Regions from separate parts of the Homo sapiens genome. Here regions 1 and 2 are each linked to region 3. Evidence: read pairs that join two places in POLR2A ChIA-PET (ENCODE). Cell type or tissue: MCF 10A. All regions are shown on one strand. Each heading gives the region's core, and the rest is flanking DNA. Links, peaks and the distances in the headings are about the cores only.

Region 1 (6,167 bases), core at 760-5,759, 170 kb after region 3:
ATAATGAGAAAATGATATAAAATACAATTATAGTAGGAAATTTTAATTATCTAATATCCATGACAGACTAAGCAGACAATATGTATAAAGGCATGAAGGACTGAAACAGTATAATTCATAGCATAGAACATTATTTCAGATTTTATATTCTACAAATAATGGCTATATACATTCATGTATAGAAATTGAGCATATCCGGGCCAGGCGCAGTGGCTCACGCATGTAATCCCACCACTTTGGGAGGCTGAGGCGGGAGGATCACGAGGTCAGGAGATTGAGACCATCCTGGCTAACATGGTGAAACCCCGTCTCTACTAAAAATACAAAAAATTAGCCGGGTGTGGTGGCGGGTGCCTGTTGTCCCAGTTACTCGGGAGGCTGAGGCTTGCAGTGAGCTGAGATTGTGCCACTGCACTCCAGCCTGGGCGACAGAGCGAGACTCTGTCTCAAACAAAAAAAAAAAAAAAAAAAAAGAAATTAAACATATCTGGTTATAGAGAAAAATCTCATTAAAGACAATAAAGGAAAACATTTTTGGGACTATATTTTCCATCCACAATTAAATATTAGGCCAGGTGCAGTGGTTCATGCCTATAATCCTAGCACTTTGGGAGGCCGAGGCAGGAGGATTGCTTAAAGCCAGGAGTTTGAGACAAGCCTGGGCAGCAAAGCAAGACACCTTCTCTATTTTAAACAAAAAAGACACTAAAAAAATGGACAAACACAATTAAACATTAATGGCATAAATGTTTTCTTAGGAATAGTCGTCAATAACCTGTAAAATAAACAAGTACCCCACAGATGAGAACTTGGACAAAAAAGAAGACAGAAAAGGAAAGTACAAAAAAAGAGTGCTTGGTAGGCTATATAAAAGTGTATGACAAATGTTAGGAAGTATTATTAGTTAGCCATTTAAAAATAATAATGAAAATACCAACCTATCTAAATCTTTGTGATGAAGTCAAAGCAGTATTTGAAAGAAAATACACAGTTTTAAATGTTATATTACTTTTTGAGTAAGAAAAATTATTATATAAAAAGCAATGACAGGCCGGGCGTGGTGATGCATACCTGTAATGCCAGCACTTTGGGAGGCCGAGGCGGGTGGATCATCTGAAGTCGGGAGTTTGAGACCAGCCAGACCAACATGGTGACACCCTGTTTCTACTAAAAATACAAAAATTAACTGGGCATGGTGGCAGGCACCTATAATCCCAGCTACTTGGGAGGCTGAGGCAGGAGAATTGCTTGAACCCCGCAGGTGGAGGTTGCAGTGAGCAGAGATCACGCCACTGCACTCCAGCCTGGGGGATAGGGTGAGACTCTGTCTCCAAAAAAAGAAATATACGAGCCTCCAGAAAATCTAATTAAGAACAGAGAAGAGATACACAAAATATTAGAAACATTAACACACAAATAATACACAAACATGCTAAAAATGTTCCCATCCCAAAGAAAAAAAACTTGTTTTTTCTTACTATAGGTCTTACTCTTTTCTCCTGAAAGACCACTTCTAAACCAGACAATTTTTTGGAAATATTATGTTTTCTGATTATAAAAGTACTACAAAAATATTTCTGTTTAGTATAGTAGACTAGATACTACAGGACTGAACCACCTGGTAAAATCAACTAAAATTACTGGATTTTAAAAAGTCTTAAATGCATTCAAAAGCTGACAAGAAAGTAAAGATTACAGCTGGACGTGGTGGCTCATGCCTGTAATCCCAGCAATTTGGGAGGCCGAGGCAGGCGGATCACAAGGTCAGGAAATCAAGACCATCCTGGCTAACACGGTGAAATGCCATCTCTACTAAGAATACAAAAAATTAGCCAGGCGTGGTGGTGGGCTCCTGTGGTCCCAGCCACTCGGGAGGCTGAGGCAGGAGAATGGCGTGAAGCCGGGAGGCGGAGCTTGCAGTGAGCCGAGATGGCGTCACTGCACTCCAGCCTGGGCAACAGAGCAAGACTCTGTCTCAAAAAAAAAAAAGGAAAAAAAAAAGAAAGTAAAGATGACTTAATGTATTATACATCTAAGGCATCGTTGGTTGAAAGATATGCCATTACTTTACTACTAAGAAAGAAAACAAATGTAATCAAACTATGACATAATGCTTTCTTATAACTTTTTTCTTGTAACTTATTTTACACTTATGGAAGATCTTGTAGGCTAATCATCTATTTTTTCCTTCATTTTTATTTATTTACTTATTTAAAGATAAGATCTTCCTATGTTACCCAAGACTTCTGAAGTCCTCAAGCAATCCTCCTGCCTCTGCCTCCTGAGTAGCTGAGACTGTAGACAAATGCTACTGCACCCAGCTTATTTTTGTAATTTTATTTTTTTGTGACAGGGTCTCACTCTGTTGCCCAGGCTGGAGTGCAGTGGTGTGATCATGGCTCACTGCAGGCTGGACCTCCTGGGCTCAAGCAGTCCTCCAGCCTCAGCCTCCTGAGTAGCTGGGATTACAGGCATACGCCACCACATTCGGCTAATTTTGTATTTTTAGAAGAGACGGGGTTTCTCCATGTTGGTCAGACTGGTCTCAAACTCCTGACCTCAGGTGATTGGCCTGCCTCGGCCTCCCAAGGTGCTGGGATTACAGGCGTGAGCCACCGTGCCTGGCCAATTTTTTTACTTTAGTAGTGACAGGGTCTTGCTATGTTGCCCAAGCTGGTCTTGAACTCCTGGGCTCAAGAGATCCTCCTGCCTCAACCTCCCAAAGTGCTGAGATTACAGGCATGAGCCACCACATCAGGCTGATCCAGCTTATTTTTAATCATATATTACTTTTGAGCATATATTAAAAGGTAAGTGAAAAAATTGCTTAAGGTGTGCTTAAAACTACCTCACATTTAATCTGACTCTTCCACACAATTGTCTGTGCCATCAAGAACATTACAAATGTATTATTTCAAAAAACAATCCTTAACATAATGAAAAAAAATTAATGCTGGGCTCTTAAGCCTGACTTTGCTATTATGTAGCACTAACCTACTTCTGACTCATATTTTAGGAGTGTTGCTGAAATGTCTGACTCACTGTGCTATCCCCTCTCCACTAACATTCGATGCCTCGGGGTTAAAAGAATGCTCCACTATTAGTCTCAAGATTTTCTTCCAAGCCACTGACATTCCTTCTGCAATTTTTGATGCTGCAATTTTGATATTCATACATGCATAAACAATGACATTTATGTAATGGCTGACTGGCTGACAGTGATTATAGACAATTTAAGATACACACTGATTTCAAAGATGTTAAAATGTGAAAAAAATATTTCAAACAATGAAATATAATACATTAAAGTAAGAATGAAGTGAAATCTAGAGGATACCTACCAAAACTGGAAGAACTCAGGTTCAAGTTTAATAGTACTGTGCAGCAGGTGGGTTGGAAATCAAAGCCCAAACCCATCTAAAATAGGGAATCTAAAAGGAGATTCCCTCTTCCCCCTATAAAACTGGGTCCCAAAGAGTTACTCTCTCAGTGTAAGGCACATTAGAAATCATCCATTTCTCCACCACAATTATCACCACCAGATGACTACAGCAATAATTGCTCATCTCAAAATTCGGTGCTAAGTCAGGAAAGGGAGATTATCTCCTCCAAGAACCTGTAACCACAAGCAAGCCCTAATGCAGGTTTGCAGCAGAAACACGTATAACCTAACGCATATTAGAAAAAAAAAATCATAAACCAAGAATTAGGATTAAAATAGTCCTAGTACAATGATGCCCTCAGATGCTCAAAAGAAGCATATCCCTTTGGAGGAACTCATCTATCCCACGCCTCAAGGAATTTCTAAAGAAAATGTTTTTTAAAAAGTCAGTACAGCAACAAAGCAAAACAAAAAAAAAATCACAAAACCACCAGGAAACAAAGCACCATGACCAGGAACCAGCAGGAGGCCAGGCGTGGTGGCTCACACCAGTAATCCCAGCACTTTGGGAGGCTGAGGCAGGAGGATGGGCCAGGCACCAACAGTCTTTTATAGGAACAGAACCGTGATTTTGTTTAGTGAGTAATATGCTAAGCTTAAAATGCTTACTGTTATGGACTGAATTGTGTTTCCCAGCACACCACCTCTCCCTACTCCCCTCCCCAGCCACCACTGAAATTTATATATTGAAGCCCTAACCAATGTGACTATATTTGGAGATAGGGCTTTTAAGGTTAAATGAGATCATAAGAGTGGGGCCCAAATCCAACAGGACTGGTGTCCCTATAAGAGGAAAAGACGCCGGGTGTGGTTTGCTCAGCCGGGCACAGTGGCTCACGCCTGTAATCCCAGCACTTTGGGAGGCCGAGGCGGGTGGATCACCTGAGGTCAGGAGTTCAAGGCCAGCCTGGCCAATGTGGTGAAACCCCATTTCTACTAAAAATACAAAAATTAGCCAGGCATGGTGGCAGGCACCTGTAATCGCAGCTACCCAGGAGGCTGAGGCAGGAGAATCGCTTGAACCTGGGAGACGGAGGTTGCAGTGAGCCGAGATCGCGCCATTGCACTCCAGCCTGGAGGACAAGAGCGAGACTTTGTCTCAAAAAATAATAATAATAAATAAGAGGAAAAGAAACTAGACATCTCTTTCTCTTCATGAACACAGAAGAGAAGCCATGTGAGTACACAGGGGCAACAGCTATCTGCAAGCTAGGAAGAGCGCCTCACCAGAAACTGAATCTGCCAGAACCTTTATCTGGGAGGTGGAGGCTGTGGTGAGCCACAGTACTGCACTCCAGCCGGGGCAACACAGTGAGACTCTCTCTTAAAAAAAAAAATCCAATAAATGAAGATAAATGAATCATATAAACATATTGGAAATAGATTTAAGTCTCTCGCTTAGTTAACTATAACAACATAGTACTCACTAAAATAAGACATCTATGACAAATTAGTGAGTTATTAATGCAAAGTATATTTGAGATTAGTCATTGCACAAGAAAATTTGAACACCCTGAAATCTTTTTTTATTTTTATTTTTCTGAGACAGAGTCTCACTCTGTCACCCAGGCTAGAGTGTAGTGGCGCGATCTCGGCTCACTGCAACCTCTGCCGCCCAGGTTCAAGTGATTCTTCTGCCTCAGCCTCCCGGTAGCTGGGATTACAGGCACCTGACACTGTGCCTGGCTAATTTTTGTAGTTTTAGTAGTGATGGGGTTTCACCATCTTGGCCAGGCTGGTCTTGAACTCCTGACCTCGTGATCCACCCGCCTCAGCCTCCCGAAGTCCTGGGATTACAGGCATGAGCCACCGTGCCCAGCCGAACACTTTGAAATCTTAAAGTTTATATATGAAAGAAACTTGGTAGACGTTTTACCAAATTTGACAACAATCTTAAGAAATTACATGGTGTTACCAAAAGGAAGTTGTAAAGATGAAAGAAACTTTTCTAAACAATCAGTAATGAAAATAAATTTCAAAGAAGAAGAGAGAAAAGATTGATTTATCTTTCTATTCGTGTAAGAGAAAATACTACAAAATCTTGACCAGGCACGGTGACTCACATCTGTAATCCCAGCACTTTGGGAGGCCAGCGTAGGTGGATTGCTTGAGCTCAGTAGTTCAAGACCAGTCTGGGCAACATGGCATGATCCCACCTCTACAAAAAATACAAAAATCAGCTGGGCTTGGTGGTGTGCATCTGCAGTCCCAGCTACTTGGGAGGCTGAGGCGGGAGAATCACTTGAGCCCGGGAGGTCAAGGCTGCAATGAGCTGTGATGGTGCCATTGCACTCTAGCCCGGGAGACAGAGTGAAACCTTGTCTCAAAAAAAAAAAAAAAAAGAAAGAAAGGAAAAAATACTACAAAATATTGTCATATGATGAAGCAATCAGAGTTGCAGGAAGAAAAGTATCACAGAGGTGAGTCAGGTAATCAATAAAAATATTATGTTGTTTTTCTGGATTTTATAATTTGTGTTCTTGATTTAAAATTTTTTTAATTTGTTATGATTTCTTTTTTCACTCTAAATGAAAAGTTACTTCTGTGCATAATTTTGTACTTATGATTTTATAAATTTATATTTTCACTTTTTTCTTTCTTTTTTTTTTTTTTTAACAAAAAGAGTCCCCAAATTACATGAGCTTCAGGTCCTACAAAGCCTGGCTCCACTCCTGATGACAGATGACTATAAAAACAAGAGAGCGGAGTATGAGTCTGAGGCGGA
Region 2 (6,167 bases), core at 795-5,794, 54 kb before region 3:
CCTTTCTACCCTCACAGCTCCTGGGGCCTTCCTGGCTCTGGCCCAGAAAGTGATTCATTTGTAAATTATCATGGTTTTCTTTCTGCATTAAAATGCTCATTTCCGGACTGCTGTGTCTTGAGTGACAATGGTGAGGAACTGACCCCTGCGTGGGGGCTGAGGGGTGCTGTAACCCCTCCTGATATCCCCCCTCCACCTGGGCTTCATGCTGAAGTCAAGGTAGCCGCCTGCACACATCCTCCTGTGCACCTAGCTCCGAAGGCTCTGGGCAGGGCCCCCTATTTCTCTCACTCAGCTTCTGTGCCTTTGACTCTCTTAGTAGAACCTACCAGTTAAACCCGGTAAAGCACTGCTTAGGGGGAACTAGGCTGTGGATTACAAGGACTTTGGTTGACCCAGGAGATGAACCAGTGACATTCTAAATAGAAGTGCTCAGGACACCTTCCTCGGTCATGTCTGGCTCCCAGCTGTCAGTGGGGTGGGGAAGGGGCTGCTCTGCCTGAGAACAGGCAGGAGTGATTTCTGGAACCAATCCGTCACTTTTTCAGAAGGCCAGAAGGAAGAGCAGAAACTCAAAGATGAGAAGGGGGCACCCCTCTTGGCAGCCCAGTCACTCCGGCTATACTTCCCAGGCTGTGCACTGGGCAGCAGCTGCTCCAGGACTGCCCCCCTGCCAGTAAGTGCCCAGTGCCCTTAGGGGCAGCAGAGGCAACAGCAGCAGCAGCCTGCCAGGTGGACTCTGGTTGTTTGGCTTTTGCCTGCAAAAAGCACCCTGGTGCCATGGCAACCACTGGAGCTGGCACCTGCAGCTGGAGCTTTCAAGGTCATGGTGATCCAGCATAGCCAGGCCCTCCATGGGCAGCAGCCTCGGGGGGTGACAGTGGGGGGACACGAGCGAAAGAGGTGCCCAGGCATAGGGATGGTGCCAGGGCTGGGCAGGTAGGGGCCCCCTGGGGTCACCTGTGGGGTCAGGTGGTCATCATAGACACTACCTGTCTGGACTAAATAGCAGTGTCCCCGCTCCTTCTTCCTCTCTGAGCCACCTCTGGAATTGAGGGCAGAATTAACACTGTGAAGCCAGCTTTGTTTCCAGCCTCCTGGGTCTTGATGCTGTTGCGCTGGAGATAAGTGTTGCAGTGGTGAGTAGGGAATGGCTGGGACAGAGCCCCCCCCCCCCCCCCGGGTATTGTCCTGTGCCCCTAAGGTCCTGACCACCATCTGTATGGGAAGGAATTAACAGCAGACATCATCCCACTGCCGCCTCTGAGAAAGCATTCTCCTTCCCCCAGTCCTCCAGGGGAGTGAGCCGGTGTGGTGGCAGGGAACACAACCCTGTTCCTCAAAGTCTGGGAGTTCCACCTTGGCTCCTTTCACTGCCACCCCAGGCTAACCAGCACTCCTGTCCTCCTGGCTGAGCACCAGGCCTGGGAGCCTCCCAGTGTGATCCGGGTTCCACCCCCTCGGGCCCCTTCCAGGACTCTTAGCAAAGAGCTCTAGTTAAAGGACTCCTGGGCACATTCACCTTCCCAACGGGCTCTGCCCCTCGGTCTCTGCCGGAGACGCACGGAGGGGACGAACTTGTAGCCCAGCTTTCCTGGTAATGACCACAGCACTCTGCTCCTGGCCTCTCCAACCACCTGGCCCCATCCTGCCTCTCATGAGACAGGGGTGGGGCTCCAGGACCCGCAACTGTGTCTCAGCAGAGGGAATAAGGCAGGCAAGACAAGAGGACTTGCGGGAGGGAAGAGGAACTCAGGACCGACAGGTGGGAATGAGCCAGGCTGGGAGAGTCTTGAGACTGGCAGGACATGGTTTGGACCCACCAGTGGAGTGGAGGAGGCCGGGGGCCGAGAGGGGCGGGCGGAGAGGGGAGGGCGGAGAGCGGAGGGCCGGAGGGCAGAGGGCTGAGGGGAGTGGGAGGTGCAATGGGCAGCTCTCCATCGTGACCACCAGGGGGCAGGCGCCGCCGCCAGCTCCTCCTCCCACCTCTGCCTGCATCTTTTCCAGACGTGGCGTGGGGAGGGCGAAGGAGAGGAGGCTCTGAGAACCCGGGCTGGGGAAAAAACAGCCAGCCAGCGTTCAGGACGCTCCCCATACCAAATGGCTGGGCCCTTAATTCTTGGGCAGTCTCCATTCCACACCCTCCCAACTTTGTGGCCCTAGAATCAACCACCACACCTACCCTCTCTCACCACTACCCTCTCCAATCTAGAAATCCCTCCACCAGTACTCAAGAGCTTGAGGACTTGAGTTGGGAAGTTCACTCTTTTTTGTGGAAAAGGTGTTCTTTATGTCAAGACAGTCTTGAACCTCATCCAGGAGCTCAAGTTCTGCCTCATGAACTTTGTGCAATACTACACTTTGCCCACCTGGCAGTTTTGGAGAAAGCAATCTTGTCCTTTCTGTCCAACTCTGTCTTCTTTTCTAGAGGAAACACGCCTGACCCTTCTGACTATTCCTCTAAGGACAATGTGCACCAGGATCCCTCCTGTGCTCCTCCATGTGGGGTGCCTGCTTCAGGGCCCCTCCATTGTGAGACTTCCCTAGTGAGGGGGCGAGGAAGGGCACGCTACCCCTGGGACTAGGTCTGTGTGGGGTACACTGGACCATCACCTCCCCTGTTGTGAACACAAGCCTCTATTAATGCAGCCCAAGTCCAACTCTTCCACAAGAACTACTGCCATTCGGTTTTGCTGTCCCCACTCTATACTGATGGGATTAATTTTTCACTACAAGATGTGTCTCTCTAGAGCCTGGTTAATATGCATTTTTGAGGTGTTTCAGTCTGTCATCCGGCCCTTGCAGGCCTATTACTTCTCCTAATGGGATAACTAGGTCTGAAGTGTTCACTCAAAGCATGTGTCATGGATAGAGAGCCCTGAAGCATTATCATTAGAGACCCTGCTTCATTAATTAGCATCGTAGGGGCCTCAGATGGGCTTCAGGGTAAACCTTTGTGGGCCCTTTTCTAAGAAAAGGATCCACAGCTTTCATTAGAGTCTCAAAGGGCTACTTCTCTGAATGGTAAGAACCAGGTATAAGGTTTAATCTTGTTGTCAGATGAGGACAATGAGGCCCCAAAGGAGAGACCTGGCTCCCACTCCCCAACCCCAGCCATGTGGCCAGTTCTAGAGAGACCCCGAGCTTCATGACTCCTATTACAGTGCTCTTACTACTGCCTTCTTTCTTAGGATCCGGGTGGCCTCACCTCGTCAAGGTAGGGGCATTCAGCGTGGGCTCTGTGGAGGGCATGTGTCACTCACAAGCTTGGCCTGGGATTCCCTTGCATTAAGCCAATTCCTCTGAGGCCCCAGGCCTGAAGCTCCTGCAGGCTGCCACCAGGGGACAGTGGTGCCCAGGCTGGTGGCATATTTGGGAATTCTGGACTTAGGCCAGCCTCCCTCCTCCCCTGCACAAGGGCCAGATTCTGAAATGATCTGTCTTTATTATGTCATCAGAAAACAAAAAAATCCCCCGAGTGTAAACAGGAGAAATGTGCTGGTTAAGTTACTCATCATTATCTTATTATTAACAAAATAAAGCACTATCTATGTTTACAGTCATAAAAAAAGAAACAGCCTGGAGAGAAGTGGGGGCTTTGAGGATGGAGAGAAGACGGGGGCAGACACAGACTCCACATCTGGCCCTGTGGGATTTGGGGTTCCCATACTGATCCAAGGGCTATTTAGATCTTCAGAGTTAGGTGACAATGGGATTTGATTTCCTTAGGGAACAAACTTTGTGAAACTGATCAGAGGCTGAGATCCAGTCCCTAGTATAGAGTGGGGGAGGGGAGGGCAGGCAGGTGAGGGGCAGGGCTGGGTGGGAGAGGCTGAAGCCCAGGAGTCTTCTCAACCTCTTCCAAGAATGGGGACCCCCCCGACCCTGTGCTCATGAGGGAGGAATAAAGACCAGCTGCCATGGACAGCCCCTCTCCAGGGCCTCTGACGCTGGCAGGAAGGGGAGCACCATCAATCCTCCTGTCCCAACTCCCTCGTGGGATCAGGTTGGGACCAGGGGCGGGGGCACCAGGACAAAGCCCCTTGGAGGCCGAGGCACATTCCCATGCTGATCAGAGCTAAAAATGGCTCCGTGGGAACCGACTGGCAGAGCCAGGGAGGGAGTGAAGGGGAGGGCAGGAGGAGGTCAGGAAGGCTGATGAGCCCAGGGCAGACCAGGGGCCTACATAGACCCAGAGAATCCAGAGGGCACAGGGGGCAAAGGACAGACACCAAGAAAGAGAGAAATAGAGGGCCTTGCAGAGAGACGAGGACAGAGAGAGACAGAAATGCACACAAGGACACACAGAACCTGAGACACCCAGACTGACAAAGAGGTAGCAATTTGGGGACAAAGAGAAGCACAGAAAGAGGCCCCCAGAGAAGCAGGAGTGGCATCGAGAGACACACCCACAGGAACTCAGCAACAGTGCCTGGCACGTAGTGGGCACTCAATAAATATCTTGTGCAGTGAATGAACAGATGAAACACACACACGTGCACGCGCACACATACAGCAGCCAGAGGCACAATAGGCTTGGCAGAGATGAAAACAGCAAGGGACAGCCAGACCCTTTTGCACAAAGTACAAAGCGATCCTGGTGATAGACGAGCAGTCTGGGGGAGTGTGGGAGGGGTGTTGGTCCCACAGTGGCTGGTCCAGCCAGGACAAGAATGGAAACAAAGCATGTGACCCCAGGGAGACAGGTCGGTAGATGCCATACCCCAGGTGGATAGACACCTGCAGGAGAGGAGAGTCATACAGTGTCCCCTGGCCATAAGCCCTAAAGGCTGAGGTGCTCAGCCTGCTCAGCCCATGGCCATACTGCAGTTCCTGCCCACCCAGGCCAACAGCTCCTCAGGAAGGGAGGGCGCCTCTCCCCTCATGAATGTATCTGCAAGTGCACAGCTTTGCCCATCTCTGGGGCACGAACAAGTCCAAGTACCAACATAGTCTTAGGTTGGCTGGCTGTGCCCATCGAGTTGGGACAAGGTCTTCCCCAGAGGAGAAGGGGCCAGGCCCACCCAGCCGGGATCAGTCTGTGAGCACCACCAACTCCCCATCGCTCTTCTCTTCGCCCTCCGAGTCCTCGTCCTCGCTGTACCGGTACATCTCGCCATCAGCCACCGAGTGCCTGTCATCTGTGCCCTCACCCTCCTCTCTGAGGCTGCAGGTGTTGACGATCACAGGCATGTTGGGGTCCAGGCTACGAGGGACATAGTGCTCCACCAGTGGCTGTGCCAGCGGCATGCCTGCTGCCCGAGGGTACAGGACATCTGAGGAGCTCATCTGCACCTGGCCAGCCTGCGGGCTGTGGGGCAGAGAAGGGGAACGGTGATGGATGCACACTTGATTCAACCCCAAACCCATCTCCCCTCCAGGCCTCCTCAGAGCATGCACTCCCACTCCACACACTCTTGGCTGTGACTTATATACCCTGCCCCCAGCCTGCTTTCTGATGGCCAAATTCACTGGCACCTACGACCCTGCAGATGACCTGCAGACCTAGGGCCATAGATGTGTTCAACAGATAATATTCTTGGAGGATCATGTGTGAATCCAGTTTTTAGAACTTGTATATTTTATGTTTTGTTTACTTATATTTAGAGACAGGGTCATGCTCTGTCACCCATGCTGGAGAACAGTGGTACAATCACAGCTGACTGCAGCGTCAGCCTCCCAGGCTCAAGTGATCCTCCTGAGCCTGCCTCAGCCTCCTGAGTAGCTGGGACTACAGGTGTGAACCACCACACCTGGCTAATTTTATTTAAAGATGAGGTTTCACTATGTTGCCCAGGCTGGTCTCAAACTCCTGAGCTCAAGGGATCCTCCTGCCTCAGCCTCCCAAAGTGTTGGCATTACAGGCGTGTGTCACTATACCAGGCAGAAATTGTATATTTTAAATGCCCTGGGAGATGTCCTGTTTAAAGGAATAGACTAGGGTGCTTGCTTTAGTCAAGTCAGGAACCTTTCTGTGTGATGAATACTTTGATTTCTAGCACCTCTGAATTTCTATTGAGTTTATCGGCCGTGGGATCTACAGGCACTTTCTCCAGGTCCACGTGGCCAGTCCTCCAGTCACATTCCTACATCCTCAGCCACTGAGTGCTCACCACAGTCACATACATAGCCATACACAGTCGGGTCGCACGTGCAGGCTCAGCTAT
Region 3 (6,167 bases), core at 790-5,789:
TGCCAGTTGTCATAATGACTAAAAACTGCCAATTGCAGGATCTCCAACATGAAGAAGCAACCTTCTGGCCATCCTCCCCCATGCCTGGGGTGGAGGTTGGAGGGTCTGAGAAAGGAGGACAGGAGCCTGTTGTCCAAGGCAGTGTGGCTGGGCAGCAGCACCCTGTTCTTCCTCCTGGTTGCTCAGCTCGCCCCTTACCTGTGCTATGCATTTGCAGAGTCCTGAATCAGACAAGGAACTTGTGACAAACCCAAATTCCTAGAAAATCCTCCAACTGCAAGTGGAAAGTTGGAGGTGACACTTTTGCCCCTCACCCCAAATCCCACATCCAGTCTACCCAAGCAGCTGTGCTATTCCAGGTTCCCAAGTGAGCCCAGCAGCAGGAGACACAGACACTACCCAGGGAGCAGGGCTCCTCCTGGGACAGTCCCAGCCCATTCCACCTGACTCTTCCCCTGGGCCCCAGACACCTGACAGGCTCTTTGCTCTGGAAATTCACCCTGCCCCAGAGACACAAATGCACATCCAATCCTGATCCAGCAGCCCAGGCTGAGGACGCTCAAGGGACACCCTTTTGGAGACAATTCCTTCCTGGGACCTGATTTCCATGGAGAGAACACTGCAGTTGAGCCAAGATTGATTTTTAAGAATGAGGAAAGGAGGGAATGAAATGCTTTCACAAAAGTTGTGAAGGGAGGGAGAAAGGAAGGAAACAAGAAAAAGAAAAAAGACTCGAGAAGATGGCACTAGACAAGGAGTAAGAAGGATACGTTTGATCTGAGGGGCTGGAATCAGGCAAGGGTGGGAGAGAGTACAAGATCTCCTCCTCTCCAGAAGTGGGCAATGTTATAATTGATTAGTTGAGCACAATCACCAAGTGCTCTTCTGGGCTCTGTACAAGGTCAGTTAAGTAATAATGGCAATAATAGCTCATATTTACCTAGCACTTATTATGTGCCAGGCACTGTTCTCAGTTTCACTTTATTAAGTCTTTTAATCCTCAAGACAACCCCATGAAGCGTTCATATTAACCCTATTTTATGGCTGAGGAAACTGAGGCACAGAGGTTAAGTTAAATTGCCCAGAGTCACACCGCCAGTGGCATCCGGGATCTAACTCCAGCTCCAGGACTCTTAACCACTAGGCTATATTTGGCCCTTAATGATCCAGAGGTAGGTGGGTCCCTACCCTCCTGGAGATCATGCCTTCCAAACCAGTATCCCCCAAACGATCACGACATGCCAGTTTCAAAGTTGGGTGCATAACTCTGCCCATTTCGCATGCGGGGAAGTCCAAACCCACGCTGCTCATCGATGGGGAACTGGAATCCAAATGTGCTGAATCCCAGCATCTTGTGAAGCGCTTTCTAATGAAGCACAGTGGAAACAGGGGTCAGCCTCAGGCCCTGACTCGCAACTGCGCCGAGGCGCAGATTACGGAGTCAGGGAGCCGGGGAGCCAGGGAGCGGGGGAGAGGGAGAGCGGGAGGTAGCGGGCTGGCGCCGCGTCGGACGAGTCCGAAAGCACAACCGCGGTAGGCAGGGAGACAGCCCCACGCCCAGGGCAGAGAGCAGAGGGCAGAGAGCGGCCTGGCTCGACGGAGAGCGCCGCCCGGCTGGAACCGAGCTTGCCTCCCTGGACTCCAAAACGAGCAGAGTTATGCACCCATCTTTGAAACCGGCATGTCGTGATCCTTTGGGGGATACTGGTTTGGAAGGCATGAACTCCGGGAGGTAGAGACCCACCTACTTGGACTGCTGAGAGCCAAGTACAGCCTAGTGGTCAAGAGCCAGCAGCATCGTCTCTGGCCGTCTTTGGCCAGACCCCTTCACCAGCGCCAGCGCCAGCGCCAGCGCCGAGGCGTCCTGCCCGGAAATTCCCAGAGAGTCAAAGCAAACTTCCCAGGAAAACTCTTCGGCTTCCTCCAAGCCTCTGTCACCGAGGCGGCTGCCAAGAGCGCCAGCGGAGTCTTTGCAGCTGCCGCGGGCCCTCCAGGGCGGGAGCCGCCGCTCCAGCGCTCGGGGTCCTCCCGGAAAGGTCCAGGGCTGAAGTTCAAAATTCACTTCCCGCCCAGGCCCGGCTCACCGCCCCGCCCGGTACTGTCCGGCAACCCCCACGTCTCTTGTCCTCTCCAGCTCCAGTTAAGTCCTGGAGCGCCTCCAGCCTGAAGACCCATGCGGGCAGCTGAGCGAATCCCGCGGGCGATCCCTGCGCGCCTGGGGACGGGAAGCAGCCAGAGCCGGCGCACACACACAACCTTGTGTGTGCGTGTGTGTTTACGTACGGAACGCGCGGGGTGGGAAAACAATGGCGAGCCGCTGGGAACTGAACGACTACCCGCTCCGCATCTCCCTACCCCTAGGCGCGATCAGCGTTTGCAGCGGAATCGGGATGAAAAGGCTCACCTACGATATCCCAGGGCGGGAGGTGGGGGTAGCAAGAAGCAGCCTGCGGTGGGGGTGGGGGTGGGACAGGAGCAGCCGGAGCAGAAAACAAACAGGATGCCGCGCTGGTCTGGTCCGCTGGGGAACGACCCTGAAACCGTGGCAAGGGGAGCGCGTCTGTCCCCCAGCACCCCACGCAACCATGGTGGAGGAGCTCTGCGCCTCGTCGCAGGCACCTGAGCCCCACGCAGGACGCGCGCAGGTCGCTTCGGCTTCCCGCTGAGAAATCCTTAAACTAGGCGCATAGTCGGGCTGATGAGAAAGACCTAGTCCTCTGCGGTCGGCGAGGAGCGGGTTGGGGGTGCACCCTAAGCTCGACCCGCGTGGTGAACGCGCGCGCGCGCGCGCGTACACACACACACACACACACACACAAACACACACACAGCCACGCACTGCCTTAGAGGCTGCCATCCCTCTCCACAAGGACCCAAGTCGGCCAGGGAGGAGCCGCCACTGCCCAGCGTTGTTGGGGGTAGGTGAGGGTCCGTCTCTCCTCGAAAAACTTTGCACAGGGTGGAAACTCGCAGGGAAGAGAGCCGGTGGGTGCCCAGAAACGTAGGGGCGCAAGTGTCAAACTTCAGAGAGCTGGGGAAATGGGCGCGACGGCGCGATCATGGCGGGGAGGGGTGCACTTACTACTCAGCCAGGCGCCGGGCTCGGGGCTCGGGGCTCGCGGCTCCGCGCTCCTGCTCCTCCTCCGTGCGGTCCTCGCGGCTGGCAGCCTAGGCTTCCCGCTCACATGCCCCCGCGACGCGGCGGGCGGGCCGGGTTGGGGAGGCTGGGCTGGGAGGGGGCACGCCCCCCGCCGTCGGCCGGGGAGTCGCTGCGGACCCACGGCCACCCTGGGTCCGCGCCCCACGGGGCCCGCCGTCCCGGGCGGCGAGCTTGGTTCCGGCCGGGCGGCGCCCTCTCCGCCGAGCCAGGCCGCTCTCTGCCCTCTGCCCTCTGCCCTGGGCTTGCGGCCGTCTCCCTGCCTTCCGCGGTCCTGCTCTGCGACTCGTCGGACGCGCAGCCGGCCCGCCCTCCCTGCTCTTCGGCTCTCACGCTCTCCGGCTCCAACCTCAGCGCCTCGGCTCGATTCCGAGTCAGGGCCTACGAGGCTGACCGCTGAGCTCTGGGCTCAGACCTGGGCTCGCCGGTTCTGGGCCCGGGTTCCAGGACCCGTGCTCACACAGTTCAGTTCCAAGCCGGGACTGGAGAAGGGCGCTCGCGGCTCGCTGCTGCGAGGCGACTGGACAGCCTAGAGGAGAAAGAGGGAGGGAGACCGAGAGCGCGCAGGGGGAGGAGGGAGGGAGGGTGGGGACTTGCAGAAGAAGGGAGGGACAGAGAGTTTCCTCCTCCTCCCTGCAGCCGGGTCCATCCAGGCATCAACAGCTGGAAACCTCTGTTGGAAAGGGGAAAGCTAAGGTTTACGGGCGGCGGGGAAGGGTGGGGGTGGAGTGAGGGGGTGTAGAGAAGAGAAGAAAGAAGGATTCTGCCCGCTCCCACTGCCCAGGTATGAGGGTCGCTACAGAGAATCTTCACTCCTTAAAGCAAGACCTAAGAAGTTATTGGTCCAGCTCCAAGCCTCCCAACCCCTCCAAACAGATAGCCTGGACTCGGGTTTTTTAAAAACCCCATTTCTCCGGACTTCCCTTAAGAACCTGATCTCTGCCGGGCGCGGTGGCTCACGCCTGTAATCCCAGCACTTTGGGAGGCCGACGGGGGCGGATCACGAGGTCAGGAGATGGAGACAATCCTGGCTAACACGGTGAAACCCCGTCTCTACTAAAAATACAAAAAATTAGCCGGGCGTGGTGGCGCGCCTGTAACCCCCTACTCGGGAGGCTGAGGCAGGAGAATCGCTTGAACCCGGGAGTGGGAGGTTGCAGTGGGCCGAGATCGCGCCATTGCACTCACTCCTGCCTGGGCGACAGGGCGAGACTCCGTCTCAAAAAAAACAAAACCTGATCTCACCTGTAGCTAGACGGATTCCTGATATCTCCAACCACTCCCTAATCCTGTCATTTGCAGCCTCTCAAATAAATCTTATTTTCTCCTGTCCCATTATATGGGAGGGTGGGGGAGAATGGAGAGTTGGTTTCCTTTCATTCAACGTATTTATCAAATGTCTACATATGACCGGGCGCAGTGGCTCACGCCTGTAATCCCAGCACTTTGGGAGGCCAAGGCAGCAGATCACCTGAGGTTGGGAGTTCGAGACCAGCCTGGCCAACATGGTGAAAACCCCTCTCTACTAAAAATACAAAAATTAGCCGGGTGTGGTGGTGCATGCCTGTAATTCCAACTACTCAAGAGGCTGAGGCAGAAGAATTGCTTGAACCCAGGAGGCAGAGGTTGCAGTGAGTGGAGATCGCACCACTGCACTCTAGCCTGGGTGACAGAGTAAGACTCTGTCTCAAAAAAAAAAAAAAAAAAAAGTCTACCTATGCCTGGCTTACCGGGGTGCTGGGGACACGAAGACAAATGAGACGGTGTCCTGCCCTTTCTGGATTCTGATTTTGTAAAGGAATGGGTGAATATACCATTGCAGTGAAGTGGAGAGGGCTAAGATAGGGCAGGCAAATGGGCACAGGGCCACCAAAGACACTGGGATATGGGGACTGGAACTTCTTGGGGGAGGTGGCATCTGAAATGGGTCTTGGAAGGACCTGTGGGTGTAGGGCAGATTAAAGGAGTGACAATCATGGACCTACTAATAAGTCTATGCCCACAGTGTGGGTGGCCAGCATGTGTTCAAAGGTGATGGTCAGCAAGGCTCTGAAGGCCTTCTAAGGGCTCATCCTTGCCCACTGCTTTGCCTGGCTAACTCCTTTTATTCATCTTTTAGGTCTCAGCCTAGACATCAACTTTCCCTGAAGCCTTTCTTGATGGCCATATCTGGGCCAGGTGCCCCATCTGTGGGCTCTGGAAAAACCCCATTTGTAAATAATATGGTAACCATTCATTTGTCTGTCTCCGCCCTGGACTGTAAGCTCCACAAGGGCAGGGATGTATCTCTCCAGTGTGCCTAGCCAGAGATTGGGAAAGAGCAGGCCCTTCATAAATACTTATTGATCAATACTTGTTGATGGAAGGAAATGGGGAGCCACTGAAGGATTCTAAGCAAGGTCTCAGATGGCATCAATCTAGCTGGAGGTAGGAAGGAGGCCAGTGACCAGACAATGGCAGTGGCCAGGGTAAAAATGATGCAGGCCTGAGCTAAGCTGGGAGTAGGGGGAATGGAAAGGAGAAAACAGGTGGGTGTAAGAGAGTGGGAGAAGCCAACATTAAAGGCTTGATGTTTGGATAACTATGGATGAAGCCATCCTAGAAATCATGAAAGGGTTACCCAAATTGCCGGGCGCGGTGGCTCGCGCCTGTAATCCCAGCACTTTGGGAGTCTGAGGCAGGAGGATCACCTGAGGTCGGGAGTTTGGGACCAGCCTGACCAACATGGAGAAACCCCATCTCTACTAAAAATACAAAATTAGCCGGGCGTGGTGGCTCATGCCTGTAATCCCAGCTAATCAGGAGGCTGAGGCAGGAGAATTGCTTGAACCCCGGGAGGCGGAGGTTGTGGTGAGCTGAGATCATGCCACTGCACTCCAGCCTGGGCAACAAGAGGGAAACTCTGTCTAAAAAAAAAAAAAAAAAAAAGGGTACCCAAGTGCCACCAAGACTTTCCTCCTCCCAGACAACATGCCTGTGTTTTCCATATATCTGGTTGTTTTTCTCTGGC

The links. ChIA-PET counts read pairs that join two places held together with the same protein. Peaks named below come from ENCODE experiments on the same cell type or tissue, not always from the same donor. Only the 100,000 strongest peaks of a DNase experiment are listed, where the experiment ranks them.
Region 1: POLR2A ChIA-PET joins it to region 3 with 14 read pairs; 7 of 35 experiments call an interaction of 5 or more read pairs at or near these places.
Region 2: POLR2A ChIA-PET joins it to region 3 with 38 read pairs; 14 of 35 experiments call an interaction of 5 or more read pairs at or near these places.

What each region holds. Positions count from the first base shown.
Region 1 is chr1:203,904,031-203,910,197 of GRCh38, reverse strand. It overlaps the pseudogene HSPE1P6. Among named protein-coding and RNA genes, the nearest start is that of SNRPE, 46 kb to the right of the region's middle. In MCF 10A, for the core only: no CTCF peak of the experiment used is centred there; a DNase peak (open chromatin) is centred at 3,067.
Region 2 is chr1:204,125,002-204,131,168 of GRCh38, reverse strand. SOX13 (SRY-box transcription factor 13) reads right to left here. Exons shown (of 14, transcript NM_005686.3): 14 at 3,426-5,311. The coding sequence ends at 5,035. ETNK2 (ethanolamine kinase 2) reads left to right here. Exons shown (of 8, transcript NM_018208.4): 8 at 1-107. Among named protein-coding and RNA genes, the nearest start is that of ERLNC1, 13 kb to the left of the region's middle. RefSeq lists enhancers at 1-267, 284-786, 787-1,290, 4,641-5,140, 5,141-5,642. In MCF 10A, for the core only: CTCF peaks have their summits at 1,958 (motif pointing right) and 3,334 (motif pointing right); DNase peaks (open chromatin) are centred at 1,448, 1,988 and 3,358.
Region 3 is chr1:204,070,627-204,076,793 of GRCh38, reverse strand. It overlaps SOX13 (SRY-box transcription factor 13), which reads right to left and starts at 3,679. Exons shown (of 14, transcript NM_005686.3): 1 at 3,083-3,679. RefSeq lists enhancers at 922-1,613, 2,308-3,000. In MCF 10A, for the core only: a CTCF peak has its summit at 3,630; DNase peaks (open chromatin) are centred at 1,893, 2,253, 3,113 and 3,673.